Linked DNA regions of Homo sapiens: region 1 is linked to region 2. Evidence: chromatin loops called from intact Hi-C (ENCODE). Cell type or tissue: ascending aorta. All regions are shown on one strand. Links, peaks and the distances in the headings refer to the core of each region. The heading gives the core; the rest is flanking DNA. Region 1 overlaps IAH1 (isoamyl acetate hydrolyzing esterase 1 (putative)). Region 2 overlaps ADAM17 (ADAM metallopeptidase domain 17).

The links. Peaks named below come from ENCODE experiments on the same cell type or tissue, not always from the same donor. Only the 100,000 strongest peaks of a DNase experiment are listed, where the experiment ranks them.
Region 1: a loop joins it to region 2, with 2.1 times the contacts of the local background. A loop is called at or near these places in 8 of 110 quality-filtered maps.

What each region holds. Positions count from the first base shown.
Region 1 is chr2:9,486,819-9,496,713 of GRCh38, forward strand. It overlaps IAH1 (isoamyl acetate hydrolyzing esterase 1 (putative)), which reads left to right. Exons shown (of 6, transcript NM_001039613.3): 6 at 1,329-2,924. The coding sequence ends at 1,511. It overlaps ADAM17 (ADAM metallopeptidase domain 17), which reads right to left. Exons shown (of 19, transcript NM_003183.6): 15 at 7,819-7,949; 16 at 6,929-7,007; 17 at 6,080-6,168; 18 at 4,283-4,333; 19 at 1,668-3,700. The coding sequence ends at 3,359. Among named protein-coding and RNA genes, the nearest start is that of IAH1, 17 kb to the left of the region's middle. In ascending aorta, for the core only: no CTCF peak of the experiment used is centred there; no DNase peak of the experiment used is centred there.
Region 2 is chr2:9,542,149-9,552,043 of GRCh38, forward strand. ADAM17 (ADAM metallopeptidase domain 17) reads right to left here. Exons shown (of 19, transcript NM_003183.6): 2 at 1,005-1,137. Among named protein-coding and RNA genes, the nearest start is that of ADAM17, 8.7 kb to the right of the region's middle. In ascending aorta, for the core only: no CTCF peak of the experiment used is centred there; no DNase peak of the experiment used is centred there; H3K27ac peaks cover 1,336 bases.

The DNA.
Region 1 (9,895 bases), core at 799-8,798, 55 kb before region 2:
GACTCTAGCTCAAAAAAAAAAAAAAAAGTCACATAAGCTAGTTGGCCACCCAGATTCTAACAGAGCTCTTGGCTAGTGAGATTCTTCCCCAAGAAAGAAATGGCTGTATGGGTAAAATTCTTATAGTTCAGGGCCTGGTATGGCTGCTCATGCCTGTGATCCCAATACTTTGTGAGGCCAAGGTGGGAGTATTGCTTGAGCCTAGGAGTTCAAAACCAGCCTGGGCAACATAATGAGAGACCCATCTCTACAAAAAGCACAAAAATTAGCCAGGTAGCCAGGTATGGTGGCACGTGCCTGTAGTCCCAGCTGCTCAGGGGGCTGAGGTTAGAAAGATCGCTTGAGCCCAGGAGGTTGAGGCTGCAGTGAGCCATGATCATGTCACTGCACTCCAGCCTGGGCAGCAAAGCAAGACCCTGTCTCCAAAAATATGTGTATCTTTTTAAATATGTACTCTTGAGTTCAGGGCAATGGGAGGGAGACTGGACTCCTGTGTCCCAGCAATTACTGTTCTAGGTTAGATGGTAGAAGTTCTTTCTGCCTAAAAACCTGCCTAGAGTCAAAAACAATATTGACTCATGGGGCCCCTGAACACTCCTAATACCAAATTTTTCATTTTTGCTGATTACGTTAATAGGCCATATTTACCTGTTAAGGTTCTTTCAAATAACCTGAGAATCATGTCATATGATTCAGAAGACCTGGAATGAGGTCCCAGCTCACTTAATGGTGAGTGACTTTCATGAAACTCAATTCTATAATATGGAGACAGCACTATAGCACTAGTCAGGGTTCTCTGTGTGTTCAAACACCTACGTAAATAGCACATCAGTGCTACTGTAGTCCAAGACACCTCTGGTCAGATGCCTACAATGAAAGGGGCTGGTGATATTTCTGTCGCAGGGCCACAAATGAGAGAATGGTACACACTGGCATTTAGAAAAGTTATACCCTCCCTCCCCGGCCTTTTTGTGTGTGTGTGTGTGTGTGTGTGTGTGTGTGTGTGTGTGTGTGTGCGCGCGCGCGCGCGCGCTGTGGGGGGAGACAGTCTATCACCCAGGCTGGAACTCAGTGGTGCAATGATACCTCACTGTAGCCTCCAACTCCTGGGCTTAAGTGATCCTCCCATCTTCGCCTCCCAAGTAGGTGGGAATACAGGTGTTTGCCACCACACCCAGCTAATTTTTGTATTTTTAAAATTTTTTGTAGAGACAGGGTCTCAAACTCCTGTCTTCCAGTAATCCTCGGCCCCAAAGTGTTGGAATGACAGGGGTGAGCTACCACACGTGGCCAGTTACCCACCTTTAACCGATTTCTCTCCCTTCTAGGACTTCTCATCTTATTTATCAGATGGACTACATTTGTCTCCAAAGGGGAATGAATTTTTGTTCTCGCATCTCTGGCCTTTGATAGAGAAAAAGGTCTCTTCTCTACCTTTGCTGCTTCCTTACTGGCGGGATGTAGCAGAAGCAAAACCTGAATTAAGTCTGCTGGGAGATGGAGACCATTAGCCAATCACAGGAGACCCAAATCTGCTTGTTATCTACAGAACTCAAAGTTGTCAATACGTAGAGGTACGCTTTTTTCCTCAGGCTTAAACCTTTGCCACTGATATTAATAATAAAAGTATTAGATGATTTTTCAGGGAAGTTTTATACTTAGGTCCATTGTGTTTCGACAGTATTTATTAATGCAGATATCAGTGCTACAGCTATAAAATATACCCTGAGCAGCTTGTTAATTCTATAAATGACAAAGACTATGTTTTTAAAAAGTCACAATTTTATAAAAATGGTTTTTCTTACATTCTTTTGAGAACTGTTTCACTCATACATACACCCACACACCCCACTCAACCTTGTATCAAATTCCAAAAGTGTAACTAAAGTATAAGAATATCATGACTAGTTAAAAGATAGCAAATACCATAAGGTACAAGTTCAAGTATTAGTATAACAAGTATCTGAGTAACAAATGTCCTTGGAAATGGGGGGTAGGAGGAGATATGATTAGTCACAGGTTTGGTTAACTGCCCTCAAAATTTACAAGTTAAAATGTTTTGGCTGGTGAGCACATTTCAGTTCTTAGGGGAAAAAAAGCTTTTAATGGCAATTTATAGAAATCAGAATCCAGGCTAATGATTTTTATCCTTCACACAGTAAATGCAGCCCATCCAGAATCCTGGAGCAATAAAGTAAGAAGTAATTCAAATATCTGCTTGTGGGTCAATAAAAAGGGTTTCTGAAGTATCAAGTCTTGTGGGGACAGCCCCCAACCCTAAGGGCAGGTAGTATTCTATCTCCTGGCTGGCTCATCACATTCAAAACAACCTGTTTTTTTTGTTGTTGTTGTTGTTAAGAAATATCTCACCCTCTTATTCAATAGTGTTTGAAAACAGGCAATCTTTGTATTTTAAATATTCTAGGTTTGTAGATAGTGAATTTTTTTTTTTTTTTTTTTTTTTTGAGGCAGAGTCTCACTCTGTCACCCAGGCTGGAGTGTAGTGGCGCAACCTCAGCCTCTCCAAGTGCTGGGATTACAGGCATGAGCCACCACTCCCAGCCAATAGTGAATTTTCTAAGAGCATGTATCCCTATCAGTAACAGGGATACATGAAGATACTTATAAAATACAGAAAAACTGCCCAGCAAATCAGGGCCCTAAACAGTTGGTAGATTCCATAAATTCAACTGGCTACCATGTATAGCCCTCACTGTAAGGTAGGTGGTTAGGTTTCTAGAGAGCATTAGTCTTAGAATTATGAAGAGCCATATTAACCCAAATGATTTCTAAATTTAGATATATATTTTCCCTGCTACATAAAAACTCTGGGTAATAACTAGAAATAGACCCACAATTTAGAGACAATGTATACTAGATTTATCTCCTTTGTTTTTAGTTGAAGGCAAAAAAAAAAAAAAAAAAAAAAAACTATTCCAGTTGTCATCACAAATAAATGCCAAATGCCTCATATTCAGCGGTTCATTACAGTGTATAAAAAAAAACTGATCATTTCCCTAGTCAGTGCTGTTATCAATATAAAAGATTAATTTACAAAAACGTAAATATTCATAACCCAATCCAGCTGTATTTTCTGCTTTTGCACCACAGGTCAAAAGATATTTTAAAAACTAAAACCTGAAAGCCTCAAAATAAGCTAGATTCACCTTCACCTTACCTTTTCAAAAGGAGAAGGGCCAAACCACACAAGAACTGTTTACCTGCAGGAAGTTCAAACACATGACCAGCATCTGCTAAGTCACTTCCCAGTCTTCACAAAATACAAGCTGTGATTGATTTGTAGGTCAAATCTATAAAAATATTTTGCACACTTAAGTCAGAAGAGCTGAGAACTAAATTAGCACTCTGTTTCTTTGCTGTCAACACGATTCTGACGCTGCAGTTTAAAGGAGGCAGCCTTTTCACTTCTGGTGACCGGATGGTCCGTGAGATCCTCAAATGACTTGGCAGCTGTGCTGCTATTTGGGAAGGGGTCCTTCTCAAACCCATCCTCGTCCATATGTGAGTCTGTGCTGGGGTCTTCCTGGATGGTGTCCATTCTCTGGTGGTCCAGTTTTGGAGCTGCTGGCGCCGAAGGGATCACAGGGGCAGGCTGCAGGCGGCCTGGAGTCTGGGGCGCAGGAAAGGGTTTGATAATGCGAACCGATGCAGAATCCATGCTGCTCAGCATTTCGACGTTCTGCAAAGACATGGGTTCAATTGATTGATAGGAATAAAAGATGAATCGGAGGTCCTCACAGCTCCACCCTTACCCATCAAACAGCCTCTTATTCTGTTGGCACTGTGATGCTAAGAAAAAAGTGCTAGGTGAGGCTCACTCAACCTAAGTGACTAAAAAATACTAGGTTGGTGCAAAAGTAATTAATGCCATTACTTTTAATGGCAAAAACAGTAATTACTAGCTTTCAAGCATCCTGAAAACTTACTTACCATTTGAAGACCCAAAAGAGGATTCAAACCTCTCAAGGTAAGATCCCAAGAGAGAAATTGAACTCAAAATATTAACTAAGTGTTGAATGGCTAAATCACTCCTTATGGCTTGGGAAGGGGACAGCACAGCTCTTTAAATGTCCATCCATGCAACTAATCGAAGTTCACCATCACTGTTGTCAGAAGGGTAAACATTCCAACCTAGACCCTTCCTGCTGCAACATGACCTTCCATCAGCCAGTGAAAGCTCTTGCTGGGTCAGGTGAAGGTCTTTGCCTAACAGGGCCTCAGACCAGGCGAAGATTATGTTTCTTTCATATGGTATACTTACACTGGGGTGAAACAGAGACAGAGATTCATACTGTTTATCCAATTTCTTATCCTAGAAAGAAACAGCAAGAAGGTCATTCCCTACAAATACAATTCAGTTAGTGAGTACTATTTCATCACAGGCTATTCCTAACACTAACTGAAGAACTTAGAACCTGAGTTGTAGAAAGTGATAGCAGGCTCAACAGATGACAATCCATTTCTCACCCAAGCTTTAGTTATGCCACCAGTCTAGAAGTGTTTCCTTTGCACTCAAAGGAAATACATTTTGGCGTTAAGTACAGAAAGAGGCAAGGTTTAAGTGCTATGTTTTCTGAGAAATTTATCCCTCTGTGGGCAGGGGAATAATAAAGGCATCTTCCTGTGCATGAAATGACAAATGTCCCAGATGCTGGGTACACCAGGACCGCACTGACTGGAAGGGCAACTGGTAGGAAGACCCAGGTGGCTGGGCCTGCAGCATTCTTCGCACTGCCCCGGCCCATGGCCTCACTCTCTTAGCTGTCTCCACAGTTTCTGTGGACCATGCTCTGCTGGAGGAACTGGGCCTCAATCCCTACATCCTACTTCTGCAGAAGGCTAACCACATGGCCATCTGCTGCCCCATCCCTGCCTGTGGCTGAAGCATAATAGGTGACAGAGGGCAAGGACCAAGAATCCAGGACTAGGCTTCCTGTCTGGGTGCCATCAATGCATTCTATGACCAAAAACAAGCCATGGCCCTCCCTCCTATCGGAGGCTTTGCTCTGAAATCAAGGGTCGTGCCTTGTCCACATGTGCAACTTCCCTGTAAACAAAATAGGTTCCATCCTCCAATAGAAGCAATCGTGATGGATGGCACTGTCATCCAGAGACATCTGTCAAAGCTTCAAGCACGTCACCTTCAGCTTTCTTCAGCACAAGTGCTCCCTAGAGATCTTCCTATACCCATCATGCTCACCACCCTGAGGAAGAGCTGCTCTGTGAGATGGCCCCTAGGCAGGAGAAGCCAGCAGGAAAGGAAAGGAAGGAGGCAGTAGGAAAAACTCCTTTGTCATCAGAGTTGTGCTGGAATTTTTAAATGCTCATAGGAAGGCCACTATGAAAGAGTTTGGGAAAACAAGTCTGGAAGCCTGGGTGTGACTTTCTCATCTCTACAGCAGACAAATCCCCATTCCCCACAGATGCAAGTGAATGGATTCGTAAGAACATTTATGAAAAAGGGCCTCAAATTTATAAAGGACCAGGAGTTCCTTAGTCAAAGCCCAATTCAACTTGTAGCTGTTACTGATTCTGAATGAGAACAGAAAAGACTGCTTACTCTTATTTTTTGGGGAAGATGTAAATACTCTATATGACAGCTGGGCCCCAGTCCCTACATCCTATTTGTGCAGAAGGCTGAAGACATAGCCATCTGCTGCCAATAATCTACATGATATATGGGGAACATCTGAAATGCCGATGTTTGATATTTGCTCTATTGCAACGAAGTCAGCCTGAAAATGCTCTTCAATAAGGGCTTTACTCATCAAAGGACCTGGACAAATCCAGTTAAACAGTCTCCTATGCTTAAAAGTATAAAATTCCTAAGAAATTTATATATTAAAACACCAACACACAAAAATAGTATTTTTTTTAAAAGACCATTAGTTAAGCTTTCTACAAGACATGTTCCCCTAGGAATAACAACAAAAAAAGCTATTGGAAATATCAGGCCAAACTTTGCTAAGAACAAGTTTTACCTTTTCCAGAGATTACATGGTTGGAGTTGATCAAAATTTAAATAAAACATTTAATTACTTAAAAGTTGATGACTTACCACACAATGGACAAGAATGCTGAAAGGAATCCAAAATATCAAGGAGAAAACCAGGACAGACCCAACGATGTTGTCTGCTAAAAACTTTCCTGTGAACAATTCCAAACAGTTAATGTCTTGACCAAGTACTTCACAAATCTAAAGTGAAATGCTCTTAGGATATTACCATTGTGTCAAATGCCAGAGCTGCTGGCTAGACATACTACCGAGAGCAGAATGTCTGTGCTGCCTGTATTACACCACACCATCTCTCCATACCAAGTGCTTTTAAAGAAATAGCCCTCATATACTGGCTGACAGGAAGAGATTGCAGAATATTCAACATGTTACCTGGAGTAGCTGTGTCAACAGATTAATATGGAATGCTACTACTAGTAAATGCTTAAGAAGACAAAGTTTTTGTTACCTGGATATTATTTTTGTGATTAAATTATGGACTCGTGACAACATGATATACCCTGCTTCTGCAAAATATGAGGCTCACTTTTACATCAAGCAGGATTCAGTATATAGCATTCAGTCAAATAAACACTCTTACATCAATCAGGATTCAGTCTATAGCATTAAACTATGCTTATGCTAATCACATGGATATTTTTGGGTAAAGAAGGAAGCCAGTATTTTGACTTTATTTCCCTTGTCAGAAAATCTGTGCATCCAAGCTCCACGGGGACAGACTATCTATGAGTTCATTTTATTCTAGCCAACAAAGTTGTTTCATAACTAAAGCTGTGAATAGTTCCACCTTCTACTGCAGAATTAAAGCACATCACTCTGAAAGCACACTTTTCTAATGTCATCACAGAAATTGACTCAGCTCTCAGTAAGTAATCTGGGGAAATCACCTACCAAAAGTATTGATGCTCAGCTGGTCAATGAAATCCCAAAATCGTTCAATTACATCCTGTACTCGTTTCTCACATTTGCCCTATGAAGAAAAAACATACATACAGCATCATTCCCAAACACAATGTATTCAGAAGCAATGTAGCTTTATAAAAATAACTGACATGTAAAGGGCTTCATTAAAATCAAACGTTTTCCCATCTTTGACACAAGGCAATAACTTCCGCGTAATGAGTACCCAAGAAAGTAGAACATCTGTCATTAACACTTTCATAATTACTCCATTTTTACAAGTGATTTAGAATTACCAGGAGACAAAAATCAAGGAAACCAGTTTGCTAAAGATGAGGCATTCCAGTAAGGACTCTACACATACACAGTGGACAGTGAACAACACAGCCAGACTCCCTGTGAAGCCTCGTAAATCTTAAAACCCTCTCCCATCATTCTGCATGAGAAAAATTATGCTTCTCTAGAGAACAAAAGGGTCTGGCTTAAGTAAGTCAAGCAGCCTTCTAGGTCTTTCCTACTCATTCAGCACCTGTTTCAAAATCACACCCTGAATAATTTTGCAATCTTAGTCAGTTCTGTAAGTAATCTAGGAAAACATAATTAGGACCCACTGCCTGAAACCAACCAACTTTACCATAAAGTCCCCACCCCAGTCCTTCTCAGTCTCTGGGCTCAAAGCCTCCCACCACAGAAGGAAACTACAGGCAGGGACCTGAAAGCACTCCGTCTTCTCCTCCTAAGTAATACCCGTAGATAACAATGGGCCAGAAGGATGTAGCCCCACTTGTGTTTTGATTTGTTTTCATCTGCAAAATCAAGTACTTACAAAATAAAAACTTCCTATCTGGCTGTTACAGAAAAAGCTGTACATAAATACTCACATTCATGTCACAAAATCCTACTGTACAGGGCTTTCCTTTCCTCAAAAATAAGTTCTTTTGTTCAGCATCGACATAGGGCACACAGCGGCCAGAAAGGTCCCTGCAGCACACCTTGCAGGAGTTGTCAGTTTCTGGAACAGAGAACACGCATTGACAGCTGGATTGTTCTGAGACCTGCCTCTCCTCCTGCCTCCTCTTTCCTCCCTGACCATGCTCCCAAAGAGGTAAGAAATCACATTTATTTTTTATTTAAATAGCTAATACTATCCATAGCCCCCACCAAGGAGTAGTTTCTGAGGTCACACTCCTCAGCCTTCAGTGACAGAGGCCACAAGGTTTAAAAAAAAATGCAGAGAAAAATCCATTCTAGATTCAAGACCTCTCTTCAAAGTCTAACTATTCTCTCCCCTTCAAGCCCCTCACAATGCTCTTCTAAATGCTTCCCTTTGTCCCAACTTTCTTGTCACCCTGCTGACTTCAATCCTTGGTTTTTCAGTCTAAAGTGTGCCCCTCAGGGCCCACACTGGCTCCCTGAAAGCGAGAGCAGCTGGGACACAACTGTCCACCCTTGGGTGGGGAGCTCAGTGACCCCAGGAGCATGAGCCCTGCAGCCAAAGCTCCACAACTCCTCCCAAGAACAGCTCTGACAGGTCACAGGATAAAACACCGGGCATCTGTGAGCCATGTGGGCATACATAAGAATGGCAGAAATGCCAGAAAATTAAACCATACTTAGGAGAAAAAGAAATCAACTAGAACACAAAAACAAGCAAAAAGAAAACCTTTTCAGAAAAGGCCGGGAGCAGTGGCTCTCGCTTGTAATCCCAGCACTTTGGGAGGCCAAGGCGGACAGATCACTTGAGGCCAGGAGTTCGAGAACAGCCTGGCCAACATGGCAAGACCCCATCTCTACTAAAAATAAAAAAAATTAGCCAGATGTGGTGGTGCTTGCCTGTAGTCCCAGCTACTCAGGAGGCTGAGGCACGAGAATCACTTGAACCCGGGAGGCGGAGGCTGCGGTGACCTGAGATCGCGCCACTGCACTCCAGCCTGGGCGAGAGTGAGACTCCATCTCAAAAAAAAAAAAAGAAAACCTTTTCATCATTCACTAATTTATAAAATATTTCTTGGACTTTTACTGTGTCGGGCTCTGTCCTTCCAGAGCACCCCAAGCCTCTTGGCATTCAACACAACAGATTTATTTGGCATCTGCTACGTGTTACCTTTTTTTTTTTTTTTTTTAAGAGGTGAGGTTTCACAATGTTGCCCAGGCTGGTCTCAAACAACTCCTGAGCTCAAGTGATCCACCCACCTTGGCCTCCCAAAGTGCTGGGATTATAGATGTGAGACACTGCCCTCAACCTATCTTCTTTACCTACACATTATTGAACTTGGAAGAGTTCCTCACTCCACTGTATGGATGGTGAGCTTCCAACCCAGTGATTTTATTTAACTACCGGGTTCTTTGTCTTTTATTTATTTTATTTTTTACTTATTTATTTATTTATTTGAAATGGAGTCTCGCTCTGTTGCCCAGGCTAGAGTGTAGCGGCGCAATCTCAGCTCACAGCAACCTCCGCCCCCTGGGTTCAAGCAATTCTCCTGCCTCAGCCTCCCTAGCAGCTGGGATTACAGGTGTACGCTACCACACCCGGCTAATTTTTTTTATTTTTAGTAGAGACAGCGTTTTGCCATGTTGACCAAGCTGCTCTCAAACTCCTGACCTCAAGTGATCTGCCCACCTCGGCCTCCCAAAGTGATGGGATTACAGGTGTGAGTCACCACACCTGGCTCTCTGTCTATTTTGAAAGCAAGAGAACTCCCTCATCGACTCCCATGGTTTAAGTGGGGTGGGAAGCAGAGTCCAGCCAGTCCCTGACCAGTCCATGAGGATGCCCTCAAACCCAGGGGTTCCAAAATAGCACAGAAACCTAAGGAAAACTGACAGGCCAGCAGGAGAGAGGCTCCTGCCCCAGGCTGCTCTAAGAGATCAGAGGGGAGCAGACCCAGCCTTCTTGATAACTGCAAAAATCCTCATCTAGTGGGGTTAGGTCCTGGAATCAGCTCTCTCTGGTGG
Region 2 (9,895 bases), core at 541-8,540:
CAATGTGCAAAACAATACGTGGTATTAAAATTACTACTGAAATAGAACATATCCATCAATTTATGCTAAGAAGTAAGAGGAACTCAATGTAGAAAGAATATTAAATTTGGGCCAGGCATGGTGGCTCACACCTGTAATCCCAGCACTTTGGGAGGCCAAGATGGAAAGACCACCTGAGCCCAGAAGTTCAAGATCAGCCTTGGCAACATGGCAAGACCCTGTTTTTAAAAATAAATAAATATGAAGCAGGTTAAAGAATCCTGGAAACTAAGTAACTAGTTAGCTAAATAAATAAATAGAACAGTAAAATCTAGACCCAGCTCACCACCAGGCTGTGGGGTCCTGAACAAAATCTTTATCTCTTCATATATAAAGATAATATTTAGCACATGATTGATGGTTATAAAGTAGCACCAAAAACAAAAGGTTTTATAAGCATTCAATTAATTTAAATTATGTTAGAATTTTCTAAACATCGTTACCATCATTAACACCTCTGCAATATCTATTTACTTTTTTAAAAATACTCATCAGTATGAACTTTATTTATTTTATTTATTTATTTTTTGAGACAGAGTCTCACTCTGTTGCCCAGTCTGGAGTGCAGTGGCACCATCTCGGCTAGTGCAGCCTCCACCTCCCTGGTTCAAGTGATTCTCCTGCCTCAGCCTCCCAAGTAGCTGGGATTACAGGCACGTGTCACCATGCCTAATTTTTGTACTTTTAGTAGAGACGGGGTTTTGCCATGTTGCCCAGGCTGAGCTTGGGCAAACTCCTGAGCTCAAGCAATCCACATGTCTTGGCCCCCCAAAGTGCTCGGATTATAGGCGTGAGCCACTGCACCCAGCCCCAGTATGAATTTTAGAATAAGCATTATACTGGAAATTAATTACAAATCTTTAAAATGTAATTTCCCAAGATTTCAGTAGATACCCTTACTTTTTTGTTTTTGCCAAACCAAGCCCCCAGTGCCCCAACATTATTCCATGAATAATTCAAATTACCTTTTCAAAGCTGAAAAAGTTAGTAGTGTTTCTACATGTGTTGAAGTCTGTAGATCTCTTTTTCTTACCGAATGCTGCTGGATATTAGATAAAGAGAGAATATCGTAGTCTGAGAGCAAAGAATCAAGCTTCTCTGAAATAAAGGTAAAAAAGGTATTAGCATCTAAACCTAATAATCAATTGTAGTATCGTTAAAATGAGAGTGCCAGACAATAAATCTTTCCTGATGTAATCCATTAGGAAGTGCCAAGCACAAACTATAAATCATTTTTTATCAACAGAAACTCCACTGCCTCTTCCAAAATCAGGATTTTTAGAAGACAAATTGGGTGACTTGAGTCTCTTTAAAAACTGTCTAAAAATATTTGCACTGATGCCTTCCCTTTCTTTCAACAACTATCACTGCAGACACTATGGTATTCAAAATCCTTCCAATGGACTTAGAAGGTCCTCAAAATACAGCAACAGGAGCTTAAAATACAAGTTTATTGCTACTGATGTTAAATATGCTCACAAAACCAGTTTTAAAAGAAAGACTCTTACTCATGTGTGGAAGCTAAAAAAGTGGATCTCGTGGAGGTAGACAGCAGAATGGTGGTTACCAGAGGCTGAGAAGGGAAGTGGGAGTGGTGGAGATGAACAGAAAGTGGTTAGTGTTACAAAAATACAGTTTGATTAGTAAGTTCTAATATTTGATAGTACAGTACAGAAATTATAGTTAACAATTTATTGTATACTTCAAAACAGCTAGAAGACTTGTAATATTCCTAACACAGAAAAGATGTTTCAAATGATGGGTATCCCAATCACCCTGATTTGATCACTACATATTATACACAGGTATCAAAATATCACATGTACCCAAAAAACACATATCACTAAATAAAACAAAAACTCAATTTAACCATACAACTGCCAAGAGACACCCCCCACCTTTCCCAAACCCCTTCTTTATCCTCTACCCAATACCCTACCCTCCTACCCTCCTACCCTAACTGGCTTCCAGAATGCTAGCAATTAGGCCTTTACCTTCCAGAGGAATATGGAAATCTGACAATCTCTAATGAAAAACCTAAGATTCTGATATCAAAAGTTTCCCAAATGAGGCCATGCATGGTGGCTCACACCTGTAATCCCAGCACTTTGGGAGGCCAAGGATCACCTGAAGCCAGGAGTTCCAGACCAGCCTGATTAACATGGTGAAACCCTGTCTCTACTAAAAATACAAAATTAGCCGGGCATGGTGGTGCATGCCTGTAATCCCAGCTAGTTTGAGGCAGGAGAATCGCTTGAACCCAGGAGGCAGATGTTGCAGGGAGCTGAGATTGCACCACTACACTCTAGCCTGGGCGACAGAGCAAGACTCCATCTCTAGGCGGGGGAAAAAAGGCCGGGCTGGGCACGGTGGCTCACGCCTGTAATCCCAGCACTTTGGGAGGCCAAGGCAGGGGGATCACAAGGTCAGGAGATGGAGACCATCCTGGCAAACATGGTGAAACCCAGTCTCTACCAAAATACAAAAAATTAGCCAGGCGTGGTGGCGGGCACCTGTAGTCCCAGCTACTCATGAGGCTGAGGCAGAAGAATCGCTTGAACCTGGGAGGCGGAAGTTGCAGTGAGCTGAGATCACATCACTGCACTCCAGCCTGGCGACAGAGCAAGACTCCATCTCAAAAGAAGAAAAAAAAAGCCAAAAAGGGCTATTTTTTATTCATTACAACATCCTTGCCTCACAATACTCAGCAAAAACCTTGCACATATCAGCACTCACATGTTCACAAACTGCACGAATTCTCAGTGCTGAAATGCAATATGGTCCTTTAGTTCTTCAATTTCCCTGATACAGGTTGGTACATGAACTCAGTTTCATTCAAGATCATAATCACTCCTACTGACTTAGGAACTTAACCTCAACATTATAGTTTCATTGTCAATAATATAGCCCAGTAGTTCTCAAAGTGTAGTTCCCAAACCAGCAGCATCATCATCAACTGGGAATTTGTTAAAAATGCAAATGCTCAGGTCTCCCCTCAGACCTGCTCAAACAGAAATCCGCCCAGTGGGATCCAATAGTCTGTGTTTAACAAGGCTTCCAGGCAAGGCTGACACACTCAAATATGAAAATCACTGAACTGGCTGGGCATGGTGGCTCACACTTGTAATCCCAGCACTTGGAGAGGCAGAGGCGGGTGGATCACCTGAGGTCAGGAGTTCAAGACCAGCCTGGCCAACATGGCAAAACCCTGTCTCTACTAAAAATACAAAAAATTAGCTGGGCATGGCAGCAGACGCCTATAATCCCAGCTACTCGGTAGGCTGAGGCAAGAGAACTGCTTGAACCTGGGAGGCGGAGGTTGCAGTGAGCCGAGATCACACCACTACTCTCCAGCCTGGGCAACAAGGCAAGACTCCATCTCAAAAAAGAAAAAGAAAAAACCACTGAACTAAGCTAAAGGAAGGTAACAACTCAAAGTAAAGAAAAAAACTTTAGCCACAAAGATGTTCATTATTCAGCCTTGCCTTATTTTCAAGGACAAAAACCAGAATGATGGTAAATTAGTAACTGTGAAATGGTTGGATGTTGTAACACTTCCAAAGACAGGGGAAAAAATCTGCAACTATTTTAAATGTCGTTCACAAAAGGTTTTTAAGAACATGGGGCTGAGGGCGGTGGCTCGCTCCTGTAATCCCAGCACTTTGGGAGGTCAAGGTGAGAGAATTGCTTGACCCAAGGAGTTCGAGACCAGCCTGGGCAAAATAGTGAGACCCTCATCTCTCCAAAAAGTAAAAATAAAATTAGCCAGGCATGGTGGCATGTGCTTGTAGTCTCAGCTACTCAGAAGGTTCAGGCGGGAGGATCACTTGAGCCCAGGAGGTCAAGGCTGCAGTAAGCCAAGATAGCACCACTGCACTCCAGCCTGGGTGACAGGATGAGACCCAGTCTCAAAAAAAAAAAAAAAGAAAGAACATGGAAAAATACATATGTTATAATGTTAAATATAGATTTCAGAAATATTCATATTGTATAATCTTAACTATGTATAAAAATAGGTCTAGAAAAAATAAGCACAAGACAGTAACATCATTGGTTATTTTGGGTATATTTTCTATAATAAGCACTTTTTAAATGTAGCTTGCTAAAGCACTTTAAAATACTTAACTAATGCATTTCAACTGCAATTGATTCTCTTTTAATAACTGGATATCTCAAATTGAAGATTCTGAAGCCATTACAAACTATAGTAAAAACAGTTCTTCCTTTGGAGCCAAACTGTAGCTACGTACTACTGCTATTGTGTTTTCACTAACAAGTAACCTCTCAGGTACTCAATATTTCACTGCACTTCACTTCCAAAATTCTAACCACTAGTAATCTCAATTTTTTACAGGCTTTACAACAGAATTTATATTTCTCCCCATTTCCCAAGAGTTTATCTCTTATCCATATCCAATTCTCTCAATAAACTTAAGTATAAACCACCTGCTTCTGACAGTAGAGTTTATTACAGTTAATACCAGACACTGCCGCACTGTCTATCTCAGCTCAGTGTCTGGCCATATTCTTTTTTTTTTTTTGAAATGGAGTCTCACTCTGTCGCCAGGCTGGAATGCAGTGGCGTGATCTCAGCTCACTGCAACCTCCGCCTCCTGGGTTCAAGCGATTCTCCTGTCTCAGCCTCCCAAGTAGCTGGGACTACAGGTGCACACCACCTATCCAGCTAATTTTTGTATTTTTAGTAGAGAAGGGGTTTCACTGTGTTGGCCAGGATGGTCTTGATCTCTTGACCTCGTGATCCACCCACTTCGGCCTCCCAAAGTGCTGGGATTACAGGCGTGGGCCACAGAGCCCAGCCCATATTCTCTCTTTAAAAAACTACAATGGCTGCCTACTTCTCTCTAGAATGAGAGCACCTTCCTTACTTTCTACAAGTTGCCACAGCAGTCATCATTTTGTTATCTTTTTTGTCATCTGCATTTTTTGTTGTTTTTGCTTTTTGTTGTTTTGTTATGTGCTTTTGTTATCTTTTTCATCCCCCTACCCCTCCTTTCTTGCACACACATTCTACACTTATTTTTTCTCTTTTCCACCAGACTCCATTTACTTGATTATTTAACAAATATTTATTGAGAACCTCCTACCTTTCAGGCACTAAGGATACAACACAGAGAAAAAGAAACAGACTTCCAGTATTGTGACACTGGAGGAAAGACCAAAATTATTATAAAGTACATCACAGACCAAGACAGAAGTAGCCACAGAAAGTTATGCACAGACACAGCAGGGGCATGATCCCTGCCTGCTGAGTCAAAGATGTTTTCCCAGGGAAACGGTTTTGAAGACCAGAAGGATGAGGCAGCACCCCAGAGAAGGAAAAGAAAGGAGAGGCCTTAGGTCAAGGGCATAACATATGCTGAATTCCACAAAAAATAGAACACAACACTTAAAGACGTGAAAGCAACTCAATGAGGCTACAGTGCAGAGCAGTACAGAGAGAATATGAAGTGTGAGGCTGGAGAGTCAGGCACTGGTCAGGCCATGAAGGGCTATGGAAGGAAATCAGGGATTCTGGGCTTTGGATAATGGCAATAGCTGTAAGTTGGAAATTTCATTATAGGCCAGCTGTGGTGGCTCATGCCTGTCATCCCAGCACCTTGGGAGGCCAAGATGGGTAGATCGCTTGAGCCCCAGGAGTTCAAGACAAGCTTGGGCAACACAGCAAAACCCCGTCTCTACCAAAAAAATAAATAAAATAAAATACAAAAATTAGCCAGGCGTGGTGGTGTACACCTGCAGTCCCAGCTGCTCAGGAGGCTGAGGTGGGAGGATGGCTTGAGCTCAGGAGGCAGAGGTTGCAGTGAGCTGATATCGTGCCACTGCACTCCAGCCTAGGCAACGAGGCCAGATCCTGTCTCAAAATCCAAAAAAAAAAAAAGAGAGAGAAAGCCAAGGTGGGCGATCACTTGAGGTCAGGAGTTAGAGACCAGCCTGGCCAACGTGGCAAAACCCTGTCTCTGCTAAAAATACAAGATTAGCTGGGCGTGGTAGCAGGTGCGTATAATCTCAGCTACTTGGGAGGCTGAGGCATGAGAATCGCTTGAACCCAGGAGGCAAAGGTGGCAGTGAGCCGAGATCATGCCACTGCACTCCAACCTGGGTGACAGAGTGAGACTCCATCCCCCCCAAAAAAGAAAGAAATTTCATTATGACTGCAGTGTGGAGAATGGGCTAGAGGGGAACAAGACCGGAATGTAGGAAATCTGCTGGTAGGCTGCAGAGCAAACCAAGTAGAAACCACTAAAAGACTCCTAGGTTGTGGCTCACTGTGATTAAAAAAAAAAAAAAGAAAACAAAACAAGAGAGGGGCTGATATCAGGAGACAATTGCATGCTGAAAGATTCTGGAGTTTTGAATGATAGAGCCTTGGGAGAAACAGAAATGAAAACAAAAGATTCTGGAGTTTCATATTCTATTTTGTTCCTTATACACAGTTGCAATTTCATTGCTCATTTACATAGGACTTCCTTTGCATTAAGTCATCATGTCTAGTTGTGTTACTGATGAGCCACATAGTGATTTTCAGCAGGGAGAGTAAATCTATGTTATCACAAGATTCTTAACACTGACATCAGCGGTAAAAAGTAGCCAATACTTTGTTCCTTCTAAAGGTTTCAAAGAAGAATAAAAAGAAAACGGGGCTTTCAGGCCTGTAACAAAATGGCCTTCTGGTTGTAGCTGTGGAGTTGCCTACAGAAGATTAGATAAACCTTCCACTCTCCCACTTCTCTTATATCTGAATTGTTTTGTCTCTGGGATAAGCTTTTATGGCCATTCACTTTAATGCATTGACATAAAGTATATCCATATTTTCTTCATTAAGCCCAGAGCTGACATTTTTAAGCTAAAACTAATCGTGAAACTTTAAAAAATTATGTATATGGCAGGTCACAGTGGCTCACACCTGTAATCCCAGCACTTTGGGAGGCCGAGGTGGGTGGATCACAAGGGTGGGAGTTCAAGACCAGCCTGGCCAACATGGTAAAACCCAGTCTCTACTAAAAATACAAAAATTAGCCAGGCGCGGTGGCAGGCACCTGTAATCCCAGCTACTCAGAAGCCTGAGGCAGGAGAATCGCTTGAACCCGGGTGGCAGAGGTTGCAGTGAGTGAGCTGAGATCACGCCACTGCACTCCAGCCTAGGTGATAGAGTGAGACTCCATCTCAAAAACAAACAAACAAAAATTATGTATATAATTTTGTGTGTATATCAACATATATACACATAAGTATAGTGGTATGTATATAACCGTCCCACACGTATTTAAGAACAATGTAAATAAAGTGTTATATGAGAAGGTTCTGGAAACGTGTGGGTTTTTGTTTTGTTTTGTTTTTGAGACAGGGTCTCGCTCTGTTGCTCAGGCTAGAGTGCAGGGCACAATCACCACTCACTGCAGCCTCAACCTCCTGGGCATGAGCAATCCTCCGGGTGGCTGGGACCACAGGCACATGCCACCGCACCTGGCTAATTTTTGTTTCTATTTTTTTGTAGAGACAAGGTCTTGCCATGTTGCCCAGCCTGGTCTCAAACTCCTGGGCTCAAGTGATCCTTCCCCCTTAGCTTTCCAAAATGCTGAGATGACAGTCGTGAGCCACCGCGCCCAGCTTGTGGATTTTTTACATTAATTTCTTTTATTTTTTCAGCAAATTGCATTTTCCTAAAATACTACTTGAGAGTGTACTGCAGAACCCCAAGGCACTCAGCTCACTCTTCACTGCTCTGCTGCATGAAGTACGAAAAGTTCCCCCAAAATGACACTATCAATGTCATGCTCCTACTTCTGATATCAGAAATGGAAAACATAAAGCCAGTACTGCTGTGAAGTGTTTATTGTGTTTGTGCTGAAGACACAGGAGCCTTCCTCTTCAGCACCCCCCAAAACACACAGGACAGGGAAGCAGGCCACGTGTAGTAAGTGTCAGGTGCGGGTTGTTGGGACTAAGGAATGAGAAAAAGGGAGCAGTGCTCTCTGCTAGGCCAGGGACCCCAGAGCCTGGGAACTAAACAATTTTATGGATTTATACCAGTAAAGGAGGATAGAGTATGAGCTGCTTCAACTAATTCCCTATCAAGAGCTCCTCAACAGACCTGGGACGTAACCTGAGCCAAGACTCTCCAGCAAGACCAGTAACCAGGATGCAAGTTTCAGGTTAGGCAATGAGACTACTTCCACAATTACCAGCAGCCCTGCCTAGTCCTAGGCTAAACCTGTATCCGATACTCATTCTTTTTTTTTTTTTTTTTTTTTTTTGAGATGGAGTCTCACTCTGCTGCCCAGGCTGCACTGCAGTGGCTCAACCTTGGCACACTGCAACCTCTGCCTCCCGGGTTCAAGCAATTCTCCTGCCTCAGTCTCCCCAGTAGCTGGGATTACAGGCACGCACCACCACGCCTGGCTAATTTTTGTATTTTTAGTAGAGACAGGTTTCACCATGTTGGTCAAGCTGGTCTTGAACTCCTGGCCTCAAGTCATCCGCCGGCCTCAGCCTCCCAAAGTGCTGGGACTATAGGTGTAAGCCACTGTGTCCAGCTACTCATTCTTGTAATCAAAAGAATAGGTAACTGGCTGGGGCAGTGGTTCACGTCTGTAATCCCAGCACTTTGGGAGGCTGAGGCAGGTGGATCACCAGAGGTCAGGAGTTCAACACAGGCCTGTCCAATATGATGAAACCCCATCTCTACTAAAAATACAAAAAAAAAAAAAAAAAAAAAATTAGCCAGGCGTGGTGGGGGACACCTGTAATCCCAGCTATTCGTGAGGCTGAGGCACGAGAATCACTTGAACCTGGGAAGTGGAGGTTGCAGTAAGCCAAGATTGCGCCACTGCGCTCCAGCCTGGGTGACAGTGAGACTCTGTCTCAAAAAAAAAAAAAAGGTAACTAATTTTGGACATGTTATATTTGAAGTGCCAAATGGGCAGCTGAATATGAACTCCAGAGAACAAGTCCAGGTCAGAGATACACGTCTAGTCATTAGCAGAACACTGTCAAATGAAGTGAAACCAGTACAACTCATGTAACAACAAAGAAAAAAAAAAAAGGAAGGGGGGGAACGGAGAGATGCCCATTTCCTTGGCTGATTTTAGGAGTAAATAAAGAGATACAGATTGAGCATCCCTTATCCAAAATGCTTGAGACCAGAAGTGTTTCATTCATCAGAATTTTTTAAATTTTGAAATATTTGCATATACATAATGAGGTATCTTGGGGATGGGACCCAAGTCTAAATATAAAATTCATTTATGTTTCATTTATTCACTTACTTTGAGATGGAGTCTTGCTCTGTCGCCCAGGCTGGAGTGCAGTGGCGCGATCTCGGCTCACTGCAAGCTCCACCTCCCAGGTTCACACCATTCTCCTGCCTCAGCCTCCCGAGTAGCTGGGACTACAGGCGCCTGCTACCACACCTGGCTAATTTTTTGTATTTTTAGTACAGACAGGGTTTCACCATGTTAGCCAGGATGGTCTCGATCTCCTGACCTCGTGATCCACCCAGCTCGGCCTCCCAAAGTGCTGGGATTACAGGCATGAGCCACCGCGCCTGGCCTAAACAATATTTTTAAGTAACTTTTTTTGCATGAAAAAAAGTTTGTGTACAACGAAGCATTCGAAAGCAAAGGTGTCACTGTCTCGGCCACCCACATAAATAATCTGTGGTTGTCTGGCATCACCATCATTCCTGACTGATTTTACATGCTACAATAAGTAATCGTTTTGTTATACCTATTCACACATAAGTACTACACAGTAAAAAATATACCACTAACAGTGAAAAAATCGTGTGTTAGGGGTAATGTGTGCTGTCATGCCAGCATTCAAAAAGTTTCAAATT